Regions from separate parts of the Homo sapiens genome. Here region 2 is linked to region 1. Evidence: read pairs that join two places in POLR2A ChIA-PET (ENCODE). Cell type or tissue: MCF 10A. All regions are shown on one strand. Each heading gives the region's core, and the rest is flanking DNA. Links, peaks and the distances in the headings are about the cores only. Region 1 overlaps SLC1A3 (solute carrier family 1 member 3). Region 2 has its middle 32 kb from the start of SLC1A3.

Evidence for each region. ChIA-PET counts read pairs that join two places held together with the same protein. Peaks named below come from ENCODE experiments on the same cell type or tissue, not always from the same donor. Only the 100,000 strongest peaks of a DNase experiment are listed, where the experiment ranks them.
Region 2: POLR2A ChIA-PET joins it to region 1 with 5 read pairs; 2 of 35 experiments call an interaction of 5 or more read pairs at or near these places.

The regions. Positions count from the first base shown.
Region 1 is chr5:36,642,882-36,650,881 of GRCh38, reverse strand. All of the region lies in intron 3 of SLC1A3 (solute carrier family 1 member 3), which reads right to left. Among named protein-coding and RNA genes, the nearest start is that of SLC1A3, 40 kb to the right of the region's middle. RefSeq lists an enhancer at 3,637-4,836. In MCF 10A, for the core only: no CTCF peak of the experiment used is centred there; no DNase peak of the experiment used is centred there.
Region 2 is chr5:36,570,537-36,579,623 of GRCh38, reverse strand. No RefSeq gene overlaps it. Among named protein-coding and RNA genes, the nearest start is that of SLC1A3, 32 kb to the left of the region's middle. In MCF 10A, for the core only: no CTCF peak of the experiment used is centred there; DNase peaks (open chromatin) are centred at 4,003 and 5,993.

The DNA of each region.
Region 1 (8,000 bases), core at 1-8,000:
CTTTTTCCCATTTTCAAAGAAAACAAATAATTTTTGTTGAGTCTGAGGAAGCAGCAATTGCATTGCCAAAGGCTGGCCCTGCCTAACTCAATATCCTTTGGCCAATTGACTTGTACCAGCTTTTAAAAGCTATGGGTTACAAAGGATCTTCAAGGCCATTTCAGCTATAGAGTTTTAATGCTTATATCTATCTCTCATGACTGAAAACCAATGGTTTGGGGGAAAGAGAAAGATGTTAAACAATACCATGGTGACATAATCATCAAAATCCAGATTGTGGAAGACTAATTTTACCTGACAACCTGATCTCTTTAACAAACAAATTACAAATAAGAAGGGTGGGAAAGGAAGACAGAGATAAAGCTGGTGATAGAGAATGTGAGAGCTAGCCTTCAAACTTAACAGATTCAGAGACTCTGTCAAACAAATTCAATGTATGAATATGGCTTGATTCAAACAAACTGTGAAAAGAGAAAGAAAAGAAATGGGGATTTTTGAAAACTGACTAATGGCATTATTAAAGGATTATTATTTATGTTTTAACAAGTGATAATGGGTATTATGATTATATTTAAGGGGAGAAAAATCCTCTTTTACAGATGGATAAATGACCCCAGTGGAAAGCAGCCTTTCCCTCAGACTATAGACAATCCCTATCCTGTATTCAGGAGAGAGGACTTCCACCCTCACCTGAGAGTTAGAGGTCAAGGTAGAAACAGTAGACAAGTTCACTCAACATTTAATCTAGTTTCCCCACCCGCCTCTACACTAAGACTTGGATGTCCCCAAAACAGTAAGGTAGACTGATATTCCCATAGGAAAATTTCACATCTGCCCACAAACGTATTTCTGAAAGTAAAATCAATGCTTGTAAAATTTTGAGTCAAATTTTAAGTGCACTAAAGTAATCCATGATGGAACGTATTATAATTAATTGTTTTTGGAAAACTCACACAGTGATTTTCAATGGGGAAGGCCCATCTCACTCAAGGGTTGAGGACTGGGGGAAATGAATATTGGGATATCAGAATAATCTTTAGTTTTTAAAAGCCATACAAATTAACATAGCTCCTTCTGCTCTCTCTACACCAACAATAAACACAAAAGCAAAGGGTTATATTAGCTACTATTAATTACTGAGAAGAATGACTTTTTATCCCATAAGTATATTGAGACCGGAAAAATTTTGAGAATCATTGATCAGGACTTTTCTTTAGGGTATTTTCTCAAAGTGAACTGTACCTCATTATTTCAACACAGTCAGGAATTGTTTTAGAATAAATCTGTTGGAGTGAAGTTCCTAAAAGAAATACAAATATCTTCCTTTTCAGGAGACAAATAATAAACTATAGAAAGGCTGCAGTCCTACGCTTTATGTCACTTTTTAATCTTAGTCTTGTCAGCCAACAGAACATAGGATTGTGTTTTTCTTTGGGAAGCCTAAAAATAGGAATTTATGCCAATTGTCCCTTTTTGTGTGTGTGGATAGAGATACGGAATAGAGATAGAGAATCTTTTTTTTTTTTTTTTTTTGAGATGGAGTTTTGCTTTTGTTGCCCAGGCTGGAGTGCAATGGCACAATCTCAGTTCACTGCAACCTCCACCTCCCAGGTTCAAGTGATTCTCCTGCCTCAGCCTCTGGAGTAGCTGGGATTACAAGCATGGGCCACCAAACCTGGCTAATTTTGTATTTTTTTTTTAGTAGAGATGGGGTTTCTCCATGTTGGTCCAGCTGGTCTCGAACTCCCAATCTCAGGTGATCCACCCACCTTGGCCTCCCAAAGTACTGGGATTACAGGCATGAGCCACCAGGCCTCGTCAAGATAAATAATCTTTTACCAATGAGTCAATCAGATACATTCATTCAAGTAGGGTAGATGTGTGACTTTTACAATTAAACATACATAAGGACTATAATTATAGCACTGTACAGTCGGGAATGTTCATTATGTGCAGTATAAAAGTATGTATTTGTGGTAGTTTCTTGGGAAATTTTTTTGCTTTTATATTTTTTTTCTTCTATTGCAATCTTAGTAACCCTTGAACCACAGGCCATTAACACAGGATCATGAGAGATCAAAATCTTACACCTTCCCCCATTAAGTCTTCACAATGTATGTAGTTGAAGGGAAAAATGGTGAGATGTGCTATCTTTAATGACCTGTTGATGCCTAAAAAAGCCTTTTCAAGTCTGTCTTGATGACGCTGCACTTTTTGAATGTGGATTTGGATTATCTGTACACGTGAGAAGTTGTTATCAGTAGCTCAGTGTCACAAGAAGGCCAGGGGGGTTATCCTACAAGAACACAGTGATTATGAACAAAGCCCATCCAAGCCATAAATACCTTCCAAGGGCAACCAAAGGTTATAAAAGCTGAACTCCCAGACTATTCTGAGGAAGGGACAGCATGAAACGTGGGACAGAATGCATTTTTAAGTTGTACAAGGTCTGACTTATTATGGAGGCAAAAATGGTAGATTTTGCAGGTTCACATTAACTTAAGAACCGTATTCCAAATTTTACATTAATCGTTAATAAAAAGGTTTCTTGACACAAATCTCAAATTTCCTTGAAAAGTTCCTAAGTTAAATTTCTGAAACTTAAGTTTGTTGCCCAGAGTGGTACAGTCTTGCCTATAGGTAAAAAAATTGAAATGCAAATCTTTAAAAATTTTTCTTTCAACATTGAGACAGTATAATCATAAAAAAACTCTTAATAATGGCAAGGTATTTAGAATAATAAAACACTATTCCTCGCATATTTATATGCTTGGTCCTCAAAAAAAGAGATAAGCAGACACCAAATAGTAAGCTTCATGATAATTAATGCGTTAATTAAATAAAAATCTCAGTGATGAAAGAAATGCAGAATGGCTTACACATTAACCCTAACTCCAAAATGTTCACCATACACTTACAGCTGATTTTAGTCTCCTCCCAATAAATATTGGAATAAATTAAAAACAATAAACAAACAAACAAACAAGAAGCCACGAAGTTAGTGTGGCAAATTGTGATAAAAGAAACTGCTGTCTTTTAAAGCCTAATAATTTTGACTTTTGCCTTTTCTCAAAAACAGTTTTCAATGGCAAAAATAAAACAAAATGGATCCCTGGAGTCTGGATGTTTGCTAAGGAAATGGCCCTTCAGTCAAAATTTGACCCAAATCTCCCTTTTTCCAATGCTGACAAAAAGCTCCTTCCATGAAAGATTAAAATTCTATCTTAATGTTTATAAGTGCTCTTCGGTTGTGAGAAGACTGATAGGTGGAATGGCAAAACAAAATGTGCCAAAGTAAAATTGGTTAAATGTGCTTTAATACATGTGGTCTCTCTCCCCACTTCTCTCTTCCAAGCAATGTTTGGGATCATTTTGAATGCCAAAGGAAATATTCTTCTTAACAAAAAATACAGTTGAATTTGAATGTTTCTTGATTGAACATCAAAAATGGAAACATTTACTTGGATGGACTGAGGATGCTTTACTCCAGAGAAATTCATGGCAGATAATTTTGCCTCTTGTACATTGAAAATAATTAAATTATTTCATTCAAATCCTCTAAGTAGGTTTCATTATGAACAGTATGTGGCTGGAAATAGAAATTGGTCAACAGTGAGTGTTTGTTGAGTACTCACAGGACTTGAAGAGTATTTTAAGAGGCAAATGACCAAATTAGACTCTTAACTGAAACTACAAAAGAACCACACATTTCCAATAGACTAGATAAACAAAAACAAATGAAAATTTGTATTTTGTAATGTGGTGTCATATGAGACCTATATTTTATTAGAATAGATACATCTTGGCTAGTGACACCAAGGCTTTGGAATAGAGGTGGTTTCGATGAGAAACATCCCACAGGACCAGTTCTATCCCTGACCTTTATACCCCAGAAGCACAGTTAATGTGGGACAAATATAGTATACTTTTAAAATTCCTGCCAGCAGCTCTGCTTCCCTCACATCACTCTTTGTACTCCACTGAGGCAGGAATGACTTACACCTGCAAAAATGTGAGGAATCCTTTCCTCAAAAATAGCTCTTTGAACATTATTTGTGGGTACTATTGTAAAAGAGAATTTTCCAAGGCTTAGGAACCACTTACGGAATTGTCTCTCTAGAGAGACCACAAATATGACACCGCAAACTATTTTCCTTGGGAAAATCCTGTCTTTCCACTAGGGAGGTCAATTATTGTTATAGACATGAACTTACCCTTGCAGAGCTCTATGCCTCTCTAACACACACTGAGGACCTTGACTGCAAGCCTTCATCAAAATGGAGACGCACTGTCTGCCTTCATGGAGCTTGCCCTTGGAGAGCTGGCCCTGAGCCACCAAAAGCAAATCACAGGGCTGAGGGACAAAGCTGACACATAGACCTGAATGTGGTTTTGTCCAACTACAGTGGGCAGACATTACTGAATAATACTTAACATTTAAATTTCCAAAAGGTTTGGATATTGTGTTTATATTTTTTTGAGGGTTATTTTATGTCCCTTGTGTGGATTTCAACACAGAAAAGATAAATCTGAAAAAGCAAAACACACAGAGGAAACCAAGTGTTAGTGAAAAATACCAGCCCTTGTTATCTAAACTTGTCCATGCAATATTCTATCAGCGTTCTTTACAATTCCAGATTGTCCTTCGTCAGACCAATAATCTGTCCTGTCTTTGGCAGTTGCACCAGCCAAGCAATGCTGCCCTCCTTGATGTCAACTTCAAAAAACTTACGTATCTTTAGCTTTCCCTTAATGATATAGGTTTGCTTCTTTAAAGAGTATTCAGTGGGTTACCCATAGCTTACTCCAAAGAGTCTCCTGGGGGTTTTCTTTAATGAACAAAAGGAATGTCTTGTAATCACTACATATATTACTTACATATGTGAAAGAAGACATCAATATCAATGCAAGAAGTTGCTTGGCCTGTAGCTCTATTCAAGAATAAAAATGAGCAATAATCTGTACCATGATAAACTGGTATATGAAGTAGAAGTAAATTTTGTGTAGCCTCTGCTGGGAATTCAAGACATGAGATAGAAGAAAACATTAACCCTAACTCTCCAATTATATAGGAAATAATGGATAATTCAAATAACAGGACTCCAAAATGCTCAGTACAAATGTGCAACTGATTTTAACCTCGTCCAAATAAAGACGAATGAAACAACCCCAAAATTACTGAGAATGGTTGGCTTACAAAGCCTTTCCAGCAAGCTTCACTTTGGCCTTTTTTGTTGATGGTCAAAAGGCAATGGAGGGCCGGGCGCGGTGGCTCACATCTGTAATCCCAGCACTTTGGGAGGCCGAGGTGGGGGTAGATCACAAGGTCAGGAGTTCAAGACCAGCCTGGCCAAGATGGTGAAACCTGTCTATACTAAAAATGTAAAAATTAACTGGGCGTGGTGGTAGGCACCTGTAATTCCAGCTACTTGGGCAGCTGGGGAAGAGAATTGCTTGAACCTGGGAGGCGGAGGTTACAGTGAGCCGAGAACACGCCACTGCACTCTGGCCTGGGTGAGAGTGAGACTCTATCAAAAAAAAAAAAAAAAAAAAAAAAAAAAAGGCAGCGGAAGTCAGTCCTCAAAGATAAAATCTGGTTTTGAGGTCCGATTAGTGTTTTCAAAAGGGGAGGATCCCCAAAAACAGAACTTGAGGGGCTCTCCTTGCAGATACTCAAGTGCAGTTACCTCCAGAAAGCAAATATTTACTTTCTTTCTGAATTAAAAATAACTAACTTGGAATTAGAGCTCATAATAAAAAGCATTATAATGAATGTAAAATTCAATACTATGGTAAAAGACCTACACAGAACTTTCAGCAATGACGCCGCCCCATAAATTGAGATATAGCCTGAGACTGAAGCAGCTTGTAAAATCTACTTCATACCAGTGAGATTTGTTATCAGCACTTCACTTTTAGCATCCACATTCCTGAGAGGGAACTTGGGTATGTAATCCAGAGGTCCTCCTGTTGCAGTTGTCTCCCCCCAGGCCCACCCTCACCACCAACCACCTCACAGGACAACCACAGGGGCGGCTGAGGAATGTCTTGACTTGGAGATACCTGATCACTGACCCACAGACTAACATCCTGGTTAACTTGAGTATCTGTATTACTCATCTTAGAAAGTAAAATTTAGGATAGGGAGCAGCTATCTAACTCAAAGCAGTGTAAAAGTGATTAACTGTGCTTAAGTTAGACTGATAAGCAAATAATCATTTAGAATAGTCCACTCAAAAGAATTGACATTAAAATATTTATATCTGCCTTATTTTTGAAAATTTTAATTATGGTATAAAACACATAATAAAATGTGCCATCTTAACTATTTTTAGAGGTACAGTTCAATAGTGTTAAGCATATTCAAATAGTTGTGTTACCTGCTTTACTTTTGTAATTAACTTTATTTTTATTCACTACAACTAAAGAAATAAACTCATATTTTAGTGCAACAAAAAGTTATAACTGATGAGTTTACCATCTACATTTTAAGGGATTTCAACAATTATTTTAGTGTAGCCAAAGACTTAACATTTGAATTTTACAATTTTTGAAATATGAAATGCACAATTACAATACCTAGACTACATATCTTATGACTTCAAAGCTTTAGCCAAAACATGTATCACACGGATAAGAGCAAGAATCCTCTCACACCTAAGACAAACAAAAGGTATTACTAACGACATCCCACTGTATTTCCTTTTTGGTTTTGGCTATTATATCTCTTTGCTATGGGGGGTGGGGGGAGACGTTTTACTTCAAAAGTACATAATAATATAAAACTACTTATTTTCACTGATGTTTCATTATTCACATTGCAATTTATTTATTTATTTATTTATTTATTTATTTATTTATTTATTTTTTGAGACGGAGTCTTGCCCTGTTGCCCAGGCTGGAGTGCAATGGCTTAACAGAATGCAATGGCCCAATCTTGGCTCACTGCAACCTCCACCTCCCAGGTTCAAGCAATTCTCCTGCCTCAGCCTCTCGAGTAGCTGGGATTACAGGCTCATGCCACCACGCCTGGCTATTTTTTGGTATCTTTAGTAGAGACTTGGTTTTACCATGTTGGCCAGGCTGGTCTCGAACTCTTGACCTCATGATCCACCCGCCTCGGCCACCCAAAGTGGTGGGATTACAGGTGTGAGCCACCGTGCCTGGCCCACGTTACCCTTTGTAAGAAGCACTTCAGAGTGCTTATTTAGAGCAGGTGTTAACTACAGTAAGGAATTCTTCTCAAGGAGGACCATAGCTATGATTTATGACAAGTGGTACAGTAATCCCTGTATAGTCTAGTGCCCAGCGTTTTTACAAGGTGTAAGTTTAATATATAAAGAACGATTACAATTCAATAACAAAAAGCCACCCCCATTAAAAAATGGGCAAAGGATCTGAATAGACATTTCTCTAAAGAAGATGTATGAATGACTAATAGGCACATAAAAATATACTTGACATTATTAGCCTTCAGAGAAGTGCAAATCAAACCACAGTGAGACAGCATTTAATACCCACCCTGATAAAAAGATGAATAATAACTAAAAGACAGATAATAAGAAGTGTTGGTAAGAAAGTGGAGAAATTAGAACACTCATACACTGCTGCTGGGGATGTAAAATAGTGCAGCCACTTTGGAAAATGGCATGGTAATTCTTCAAAAGGCTAAGAAGAGTTATCATATGACCCAGCAATTCTATTCCTAAGTAAATACACAAGAGAAATGAAAATGTATGTCCATGAATGTTCAAAGCAGCCTTATTTATAATAGCAAAAACCAAACCAAACCAAAAAATAGGAAAAACCCAAATATCTAACTAATGAATGGATAATATTCCATTATATGGACATGTCATATATGGAATATGGACATGTGATATGTTCATTATATGAATGGGTAGTATTCCATTATATGGACATATCACATGTCCATGTATATGCAATATGTATGTATCATATTATTATTCAGCTATAAAAAGGAACGAAGTACTGATATA
Region 2 (9,087 bases), core at 429-8,428, 72 kb after region 1:
ATCAGTTGAAAATATTTAATGAAATTATTCAGTGACAGAAACAACTAAAAACTTATTTTTAAGTGCATAGCAAATTGTAGTTATTAAAAACAAAGCTTTCAAATACATAGAAGCAAGAGAAGAAGCAAAAAAAATAATCGATGAGAGCTCAAGTGGTGAAATAGGTTAACATATGGGAAAAATCTTTTGATGAAGATTTTCGTTTTAATTTTATAAGTTTATGTTACAGTCTAGAATGGATGGAAATTGAGAAGACCTATTATTTTGCAGAATCTAAATTTGATTACATATTTAGAAGAATCATAAAAAGGGACACTTTAAAATAAATTTCATCTTGTAAAAATATTTGTTGCAAAAAGTAGTCTAAAGGAAAAAAACAGTACCTGTAAAAATATTTGGGCTAAAATATTTAAGATCTCAATTTAAAAAGTCAAGATTTGGCTGGGTGCGGTGGCTCATGCCTGTAATCCCAGCACTTTGGGAAGCTGAGGCGGGTGGATCACCTGAGGTCAGGAGTTTGAGACCAGCCTGACCAACATGGAGAAACCTCACCTCTACTAAAAATACAAAATTAGCTGGTCGTGGTGGCACATGCCTGTAATCCCAGCTACTCGGGAGGCTGAGGCAGGAGAATCGCTTGAACCTGGGAGGTGGAGGTTGCGATGAGCCGAGATGGTGCCATTGCATTCCAGCCTGGGCAACAAGAGCGAAACTCCGTCTCAAAAAAAAAAAAAAAAGTCGAAATTTGAGAATAGCCTCTATTTAGTAGACTTTGATCAGAGCTGCCTGTGCAGTGGCCAGCATCTGTGAAGACAAGTAGTTTTTCACATAAAAATATTATGGCCAAAAGAGAAGAGTCAATTGAAGCTGTCATGGATTTCAAATTTATTAATAAAATATTCACCTATAAAGAATGTTGCAGGCTATTTTATGAGAAAATTAAAAATAATAATTTCATATTAAAAATTATGTTGAAAATATTTAATGAAATTATTCAGTGACAGAAACAACTAAAAACTTTTATTTTGAAGTGTATAGCAAATTGTAATTATTAAAAACAAAGCTTTCAAATACATAGAAGCAAGGGAAGAACACAAGTGACATAGTATTATAGACAGAATTACAAAACTGATTAAGTATATGAATATATACCAAGAATAATTATTTTACTTTTATTCTTTTTAATGTTCAGCTATTAATATAATTTTTTTAAAAAATATGCTAACGAACTCAGATGCATTATTTTAACTTCTAAAGAAAATTTCAGCTTAAAAAATTATTTTTAATAAGAATAATTCACAAATTCTCCAAGAAAATAACACCAATTTGTTGATCACTGAATATTTTTATAAATACTATATAATTTTAATTATATGTTTTAAGTTTTTATTTTGATGCAATTTCAAATTCATAGAAAATTTGCAAGAAACCGAGTGCGGTGGCTCATGCCTGTAATCCCAGCATTTTGGGAGGCCGAGGCAGGTGGATCATGAGGTCAGGAGTTCGAGACCAGCCTGACCAACACAGTGAAACCTCGTCTCTATTAGAAATACAAAAATTAGCCGGGCTTGGTGGCGGGCACCTGTAATCCCAGCTATTCAGGAGGCTGAGGCAAGAGAATCACTTGAACCCAGGAGGCGGAGGTTGCAGTGAGCTGGGATCATGCCACTGCACTCCAGCCTGGGCGACAGAGTGAGACTCTGTCTCAAAAGAAAAAAAAAAAAAAAAGAAGAAGAAGAAAAGTTGCAAGAGTTTTACAAGGAGCTCCAGTATGCCCTTACCAGCTCCCATTTTGCTTCCATGTGCTTTAGTATTCTCCTCTCTGTCTCTGTCTCCACTCATCCCCCATTCCCTGTCTGTCTGCCTCTGTCTCTTTCTGTCTCATATCCATGTGTGTATTTATTTAAAATATTATTTTTCTGAACCATCTGAATGTAGGTTCAAGACATCATTCCCCCTTTCTGCTAAATCATTTGGTGTGGATTTTCTGAAAATAAGGATATTAAATTCAGGAAACTTAACATTGTTAAGTTCCTATAACACTGTTTTCTAATCCATAGTCCCTATGTAAATTTCATTTCTTGTCCTAATAATGTCCCTTATAGCTATTTTTTTTTCTGGTTCATGATCCAATCCAGTATCACATGTAGCAATAGTTGTCAGGTCTCTTGGGCTTCCTTTAATCTGAAACAGTTCCTTAACTTTTCCTTGTCTTATTTAACCTTGACATTTTTTTTTTAAGAGAACAAGGCTGTTTGTTTTGTAGAATGTCCCTCAATTTGGGTATGATTAGTTTCGGGCTATGTATTTTTGGCAGGAATAAAGCGATATATCCTTCTCAGTATATCATATCTGGAGGCATACCATGTTGATTTGTCTCAATATTAGTGATATTGACTTAGATCATATGGATAAGATGGTGTCCACCAGAACTCTCCCTTATAAGGTGGAGATATTTTAGTGAAAATTACTCAAAGATCATGTGAATCAAATTTTTACCCACTATAGTTAACATTAGTTGATTTTATCAGTTGTCCTAGATTTGGCCAGAGGGAGCTCCTTCAAGTTGCCTTTTTGTCCTTTTGATATGCTTTCTTATTCTTTAAGCACTTTCTTGCTTTTCAGCATGAGATACCACAGGATCATCTTGTATTCCTTCTCTCCATGGAAACCTGGCTTTTGGCTAACAATGGTGTTTATAAACCACAAACGGATACTAGATATGCTTATTGTTACATGTGTGTCATTGCTTAAGGCTTTCTCAGTGCTATGTGTGTTTGGACATGTGTGGATGTCTCTACAAAAAATTTTTAAAAAAATCAGCTGGGCATGGTGGTGTGTGCCTGTAGCCCCAGCTGCTCAAGAGGTTGAGGCAGAAGGATCGCCTGACCCCAGGAGTTCAAGGCTGCAGTGAGCTATGCATTCACTCCTTGACATTGTCTTACAGGTTCCTAAAGTTTTGTACATCTTATTTCAATGTTTTCCTCTTTCTTTTTATATTGGATAATTTCAATGGGTCCATTATTAAATTTATTGACATTTTCTTCAAATTCCATATCTGATTCCTCAAACTGGCACTTTCTGCTTGAGTTTTAGTTATCTTAGACTTGTGTCAACTGGGGCAAACTCTCAGACAAAAAGCTATATAAACATGATTTTTTTTTTTGAGACAGAATCTTGCTATGTTGCCCAGGCTGGAGTGCAATGGTATGATCTCAGCTTACTGCAACCTCTGCCTCCCAGCTTCAAGCAATTCTCCTGCCTCAGCCTCCTGAGTAGCTGAGATTACAGACATGTGCCACCACATCTGGCTAATTTTTGTATTTTTTGTAGAGACGGGGTTTTGCCACGTTGGCCAGGCTGGTCTTGAACTCCTGACCTCATGATCCATCCGCCTCAGCCTCCCAAAGTTCTGGGATTACAGGCGTAAGCCATCGTGCCCGACCTACAAATTTTATCCAGTGCAGTTCCCTGATTTGAAACACTGACTCTCCTCCAGTTTCTGCTTCTTTTATTGCTCTCCAGAACCTTCAGATGATGATTTAAAAAAAAAAAATTTTCAGCACGATCTACAGAAAAGTTAGTCAATACAAGCTACTTTGCCAATACCAGACATGGAAGTGTCAATACAAATATTAGTCCTTAATTTTTCTAATAAGAAAAAATGTGTAATTTATATCTAAATAAAAATAGGCTTGGTTAATAACTGAAGTGATAGAATAGTAAGTTGTAAAAATAAATAAATTCTCACAATTTAAAATATTTTTATAAATATTTGAGTTATAGTTGACAAACTTGCCTTAAAATATCTCATGTGTTATCATGAGCCTATTTGTACACCACTAGAATATAGCTCATGCCATGAACAATATTCCTCAAGGAAACAATAGCTACTGAACTGTTCTACTTCCTGTTTAATGAAACAATCACATACTTGAATGCTGACTGTGCTAAGTTGCTATTAAGGTTTCTAAATGTACATTCTGTATTTCTGTATTTAGCTCATGGCAATTCAGCCGCAAATACCTCACAGACTGGCACCAGTTTGTGAAACGCACTGTGAATAGTGTTAATATATGGGGCATTTCCCCTCTGGCTTTCTATGCTAAGTCTCACCCTTCCCCATCCAGTTGTATTCTTCATTTTTTTCTACCCTGCTCTGTACTCAAGACGCTGACATGCACTGACCGTGATCCCCTGCCTTCTGGCATCCTGTTGCATTTGGCCAACAGAAATAATCAGCAGGAGATAGAAAGGCAGAAGAGTGAGGTTGGAATGTTTATTCCTACAGCTTTTCTTAACAGGTCATGGAGGGTGAGTTGTGTCCCTGCTCCTCTACTATAAGTCACAGCTCCTGTCAGGTAGCCCTCTCCTTATGCCTACCCTCTTTAGGTACTGATCTACTTTGTCCCCTTGCCCTTCAGTCCCATAGAGGGTGATGGCCCTCCTTTGTTACTAGTATGGTATTGCATTTCCCTCCCCACCCCCTGCCACATCTTTAAATTGTGCTTTTATTAACTATCTTCAGTATATACATGTGCCATCTCTTTACTGTCAGGACTCTGACTGAGACATTCTCCTTGGCTAGGATTTGGGTCTGGGTTGTAAGAGTGAACAATTTGCACAAAACCAAAGAGCTTTCTAGAAGAAATAGAATGGAGACACCAATACCCTCTGTTTTGCAGATTAACATGAAGAGATTATATCTGATGAATTGAGGTGGCTCAGATTGAGGGTCAACTGGTAGATGTGTACATTCACTATGAGAGAAAGGAACCAAGGCCAGATCATCAAGGAAAGAGCTGGCTGGGAGCTCAGGATGTGGCCGAGGCTGTAAGGTTCCTCCTGATGGACCCTTCCTGGCACTGTGGACATACATCTGGAAAACATCTGTGTGTGATTGTTCAGAATGAGCCAGGTAACTAGAAAATGTGCCTTTGTTGTGTAGTGACTGTTGTTGACTTTTACATGTCTTTTTTTTTTTTTTTAATTCACCTTAAGAAACTCCTGCCAAACCAGTAGCATTGATGTGAATTGGTGCCCAGGTCCCTTTCTTTAGTGACGGGTGGCCAGCACAAGTATGATAAATCACCACTGTTCTTGCAGCAGTGACCAAAGATTGAATCTCACTATCAAACTACCTGCTTTCCACAAGCACTTTACCAGCAGCAACTGCACTAGAGCCTGGCATTCTTCAGTGAATGAACTCCTCATATTTCCCAGTTTTCTTCCATCATGGGGTAATAACCAGGACTGCTGCCTTCAGCAAAGCAAGCCTCTTTGCATTCTTTCTTTTAGTATGGGAGGTGAGATACCCCAAAGAGGGAGGCAATACATTTTCACAATAGAAGAGTAGAGCTCAGAGTTATTTAATGTAAATATTTTAAAAAGACTCAGCATTATTTTATACCCCATGTTGGCAAATCACAAAAACAGCTATAAGGTATATCTAAAGTGGTAGGTAACTGAGTCAATGATAACACTAGAATTATAGTCTGTATTATGTTCTTTATAGATATTGGTGCTTTTAGGGCAGAAAGTTTGGTTGAGAAAAGTACATTTACTAAGTAGATAAAATTCCTACCTCATGTGTATAAGACTGATTCCTAAGAAGATGGAATTTTAGAATATCCTATTTCTTACTATATAAACTTGGGCTTGGTTAGATGTTAAGACCAATAGTAGCATGTTTGTGTGGAGAGAGGTCAACAAAGAACTAATCTAACTGGTTAAATTTACCAAGAGTTATTGTTTTTGTGATCTCTTTTTACTATGTTTGGGCCAGTGTGTGTGTGTGTGAGCATGTGTGTTTTCTTCAGCATGTTGTTTTTGAAATGTATATCTGCCCTTAGAGAGTTCTGTGATGAGAATATTTGAAAACCTCTTTAAAAACCTCTGAAGTCCTTTAAGTGCAGTCACCTGTTGATATGTGGTCAAAACATAATTCACAACGAAACATTCATTCTTTGGGATTAGTCCACATCCATCAGGCAAAAGCTTGTCTAGTCAGATGCCTTTTTCAGAGGCCATGGTGGGTAGTCTTGCTGTCTGTATTGTTTTAAGATGACTCATATCAAGGGTTAAATTCCTTGGTTTTTGCTGGTGTCACGTGGCCAAACATTTGCTGGGTATGGAGTTTTTCTCTCTTCATCCACCAACAAAAGCCTCAAGGTCTATTCTTTTCTTCCTCCCACGTTGGGACTCACCTCTTCTTTACTCCTCCATTCCCATCATTGTTCTCTTCCACTTCCTCTCACTTCACTCATGTGCTGCCTGCCTTGAAGAGGAGGCAATGGAAGAATTTCAGTTAATATCTTCCTGTAAAAATCTTAGTTGAATAAGCAAAAAGTGTACAGTCTGGTGGAGAAGATACCTAATTAGAGATGACAATGTTTGAGACATATGCTCTAATTAAAGTGAGCCCACAATGCTATAGGATGTATGGGAGAAAGCTCACCTTGGGAAGGTCCAAGAAGGTTTTCTATGTTAGAAGATACTTTTCTGAATTAGAAGATACTTTTAGAAGATACTTTTCCATATTAGAAAATACTCTTAAAAGTATAACTTGAAAGAAAGGTAAGCAGAGGTGAAATCATGAAAGAATTTGAATGACATGCTAAGGAGTTTTGGGGAGTCCTAGAATACTTTAAAGTGGCCTGTTAAGCTTCGTGTCTTTGGAAGCTCTCTCTAGTGGCATTTGGGAGGATGAACTGTAGACAGAAGATCTAATTGGACACAAATGAATCAGAACAGGTGAGAAATTGTGAGCACCTAAAAGTGGGTCAATGAGTTTGTATAAGAGGAGAGAGAATCAAGAGGCATTTTAGCATTTAGACTCCATGGTACTTGGTGACCAATTGGATGGGCAGGTGGAATAGGGATGGTGAGGAGTCAGCGGTAGGTCCTCCAGGTTTGAGGGACTGATGGATAGTAGAGGCACTGGCCAAAAGAAGGAATGTAGGTATAGAAGCAAGTGTGTTTGGGGGAGGGTGAGTGGATAAGAGATAATGAGTTTATTTTTGAACATATTGGATTTGAGGTGTCTATGGAGAGATAATAATCAGATGTCTTAAGGATGTAAAAAAAAAAAGGTTTTCATTTCTCATTCTTAAAACTGGTAATATTCAGTAACTTTCAAGTTAATATTCAGTAACTTTTTATATTTTTTCCATCATACTAACATTGTTATAATTTTTTTTTCTTAATCTATTCGGCCACACAAAAACATAGTTCCAACTCCTTTGCATGCCAAGTTTGTGAGTTGTTTTTGCATCATCACTATTATTGGATTAGAAATATATTTTACCTTAAAATATAAACTTAAGTTTGGTTGCATTATTGTTCGACATTTCAGAACAAAACACTTTTTATATACACATCTCATTTTTCTCTATACAACAGTGCTAACAGTAGGTTATCAGATGAGGAAACTGAGGCTCAAGTATAATAGGCAAGTACTTAGGCTTGTGCAGAGAGGGGTCAAAAGACTAACATTTGAGAAGCTGGCCTGCAATGGGTCTGCAGAATAAGCAGAACCAGAAGTGGGTGTCAGAGCTGGGATAAGAAGGAAGAAACTGTGTGTTGACATGGGAGAGTCAATAGGGCCTCCAGCAAGCAGCAGAAGCAGCAGAATATTGCCCGAGGCTAGACCTCTTCTACCTGTGTGGAAAAGAGTGGCACCCGGCCCATTTCAAGATCCTCTGGGCACTTCGCATTCAATTCCATACATTAAGAACATCTACTATGTGCTTGGCACAAGGCCAGGAACTGGGGGTATAAAGAATAAGTTAGTTCTTCCTCTCCAGGGGCTGGGAATGGCAGATATATAAACAATTGACTATACACAATTGATGAGTTCTAAAACAGAGTAAAGAATAAGATACCTTGGAGATAGGGAAGAGGGAGTAGTTAATATTATGTAAGAGTGAAGTAAAGAGAAGATGAAGAAAGAAGTTACATTTGAGCTGAACCTTGGAAAGACTGGTGAGACATTTCCCAGGAGGAGAGGAGGACAAAGATGTTCCAAGTACAGTGAAAAAACGGCAAAAACTTGGAAGTATACCAGCTTCTGGGGTGGATATAGGTTGATGTAAAACATACTGCAAAGGATAGAATAGCTCATGGAAAAAGACCCAGATAGAAAGGTGGACATTTTACTACCAACTCAAGGCAAACTATTCAAAAGCAAGTCAGGGAGGATGGGAGAAGGAAGGAAACCCACAGACCACCTCTCTCTATGGTATAATCAGCTTGATGGCTGACACTTGTATGGCCCTAGAGACTTTAATAATCTTTATGTCCCAAAGATTCTGGGAGGGTCGGGAGATTGGACATGCATGGGAAAGTTTGGTTGTGAATACCCTGTCTTTCTTATGCTGGAGTCTGTACAAGGTTTTGGGCAACTAGTTTTCTGCACATGTTTACTTTAAGTCACAGACACCACGATCTTGGGGTTACGTGGATCTCAGAGGCTCCTCGCTCCCTGATGTGAAGATACCTGTGAAAAATTGGGTAGAAATCAAGTGTTTGTCAATGATGGGAGAAAGGGTTGCATGAAAAAGTCAGGACTTATGTTCCTCTTGAGGCCTAAATGGAGATGAGCAGGTGCACCTAGCAGAGAAGGGTAGTCTGTGCTCAGGCACAGGTATGGACGTCAACAAGATACATGGGAGAATGTGGAAACCTTCCTCAAATGAACAGAGTACTTGTGTCCCCAGGAGCAAGCTTACGTCAGCAAGGCTGTTTATAAAGCATTTATATCGGACTTGAGAGGACTGTGCAGGCTTCTGAGCAATGGGTAGTGAAAGGGACTTTTTAGGAAGATTATTCTGGATGAGTGGAGAGCCTGGAGTCCCTGATTAAATTTGCATTTTTAATTCCTGGGTTCTTATGAAGTAGAAGGAAGCTTTCATGTAATTTTCATGATAAGCAGATTGAATGGACACCCATCAGCCTCTTACTCTTCACAACTGAGAGTTCTGGAGTTTAGGGTAAACATAGGACTGAGTTAAGGAAAAATGGCCTGAAGCCTGCATTGAGTAGCTGAAATCAGCAGGCGTTTTATCATCCCTGTGCCATGCCAGTGGC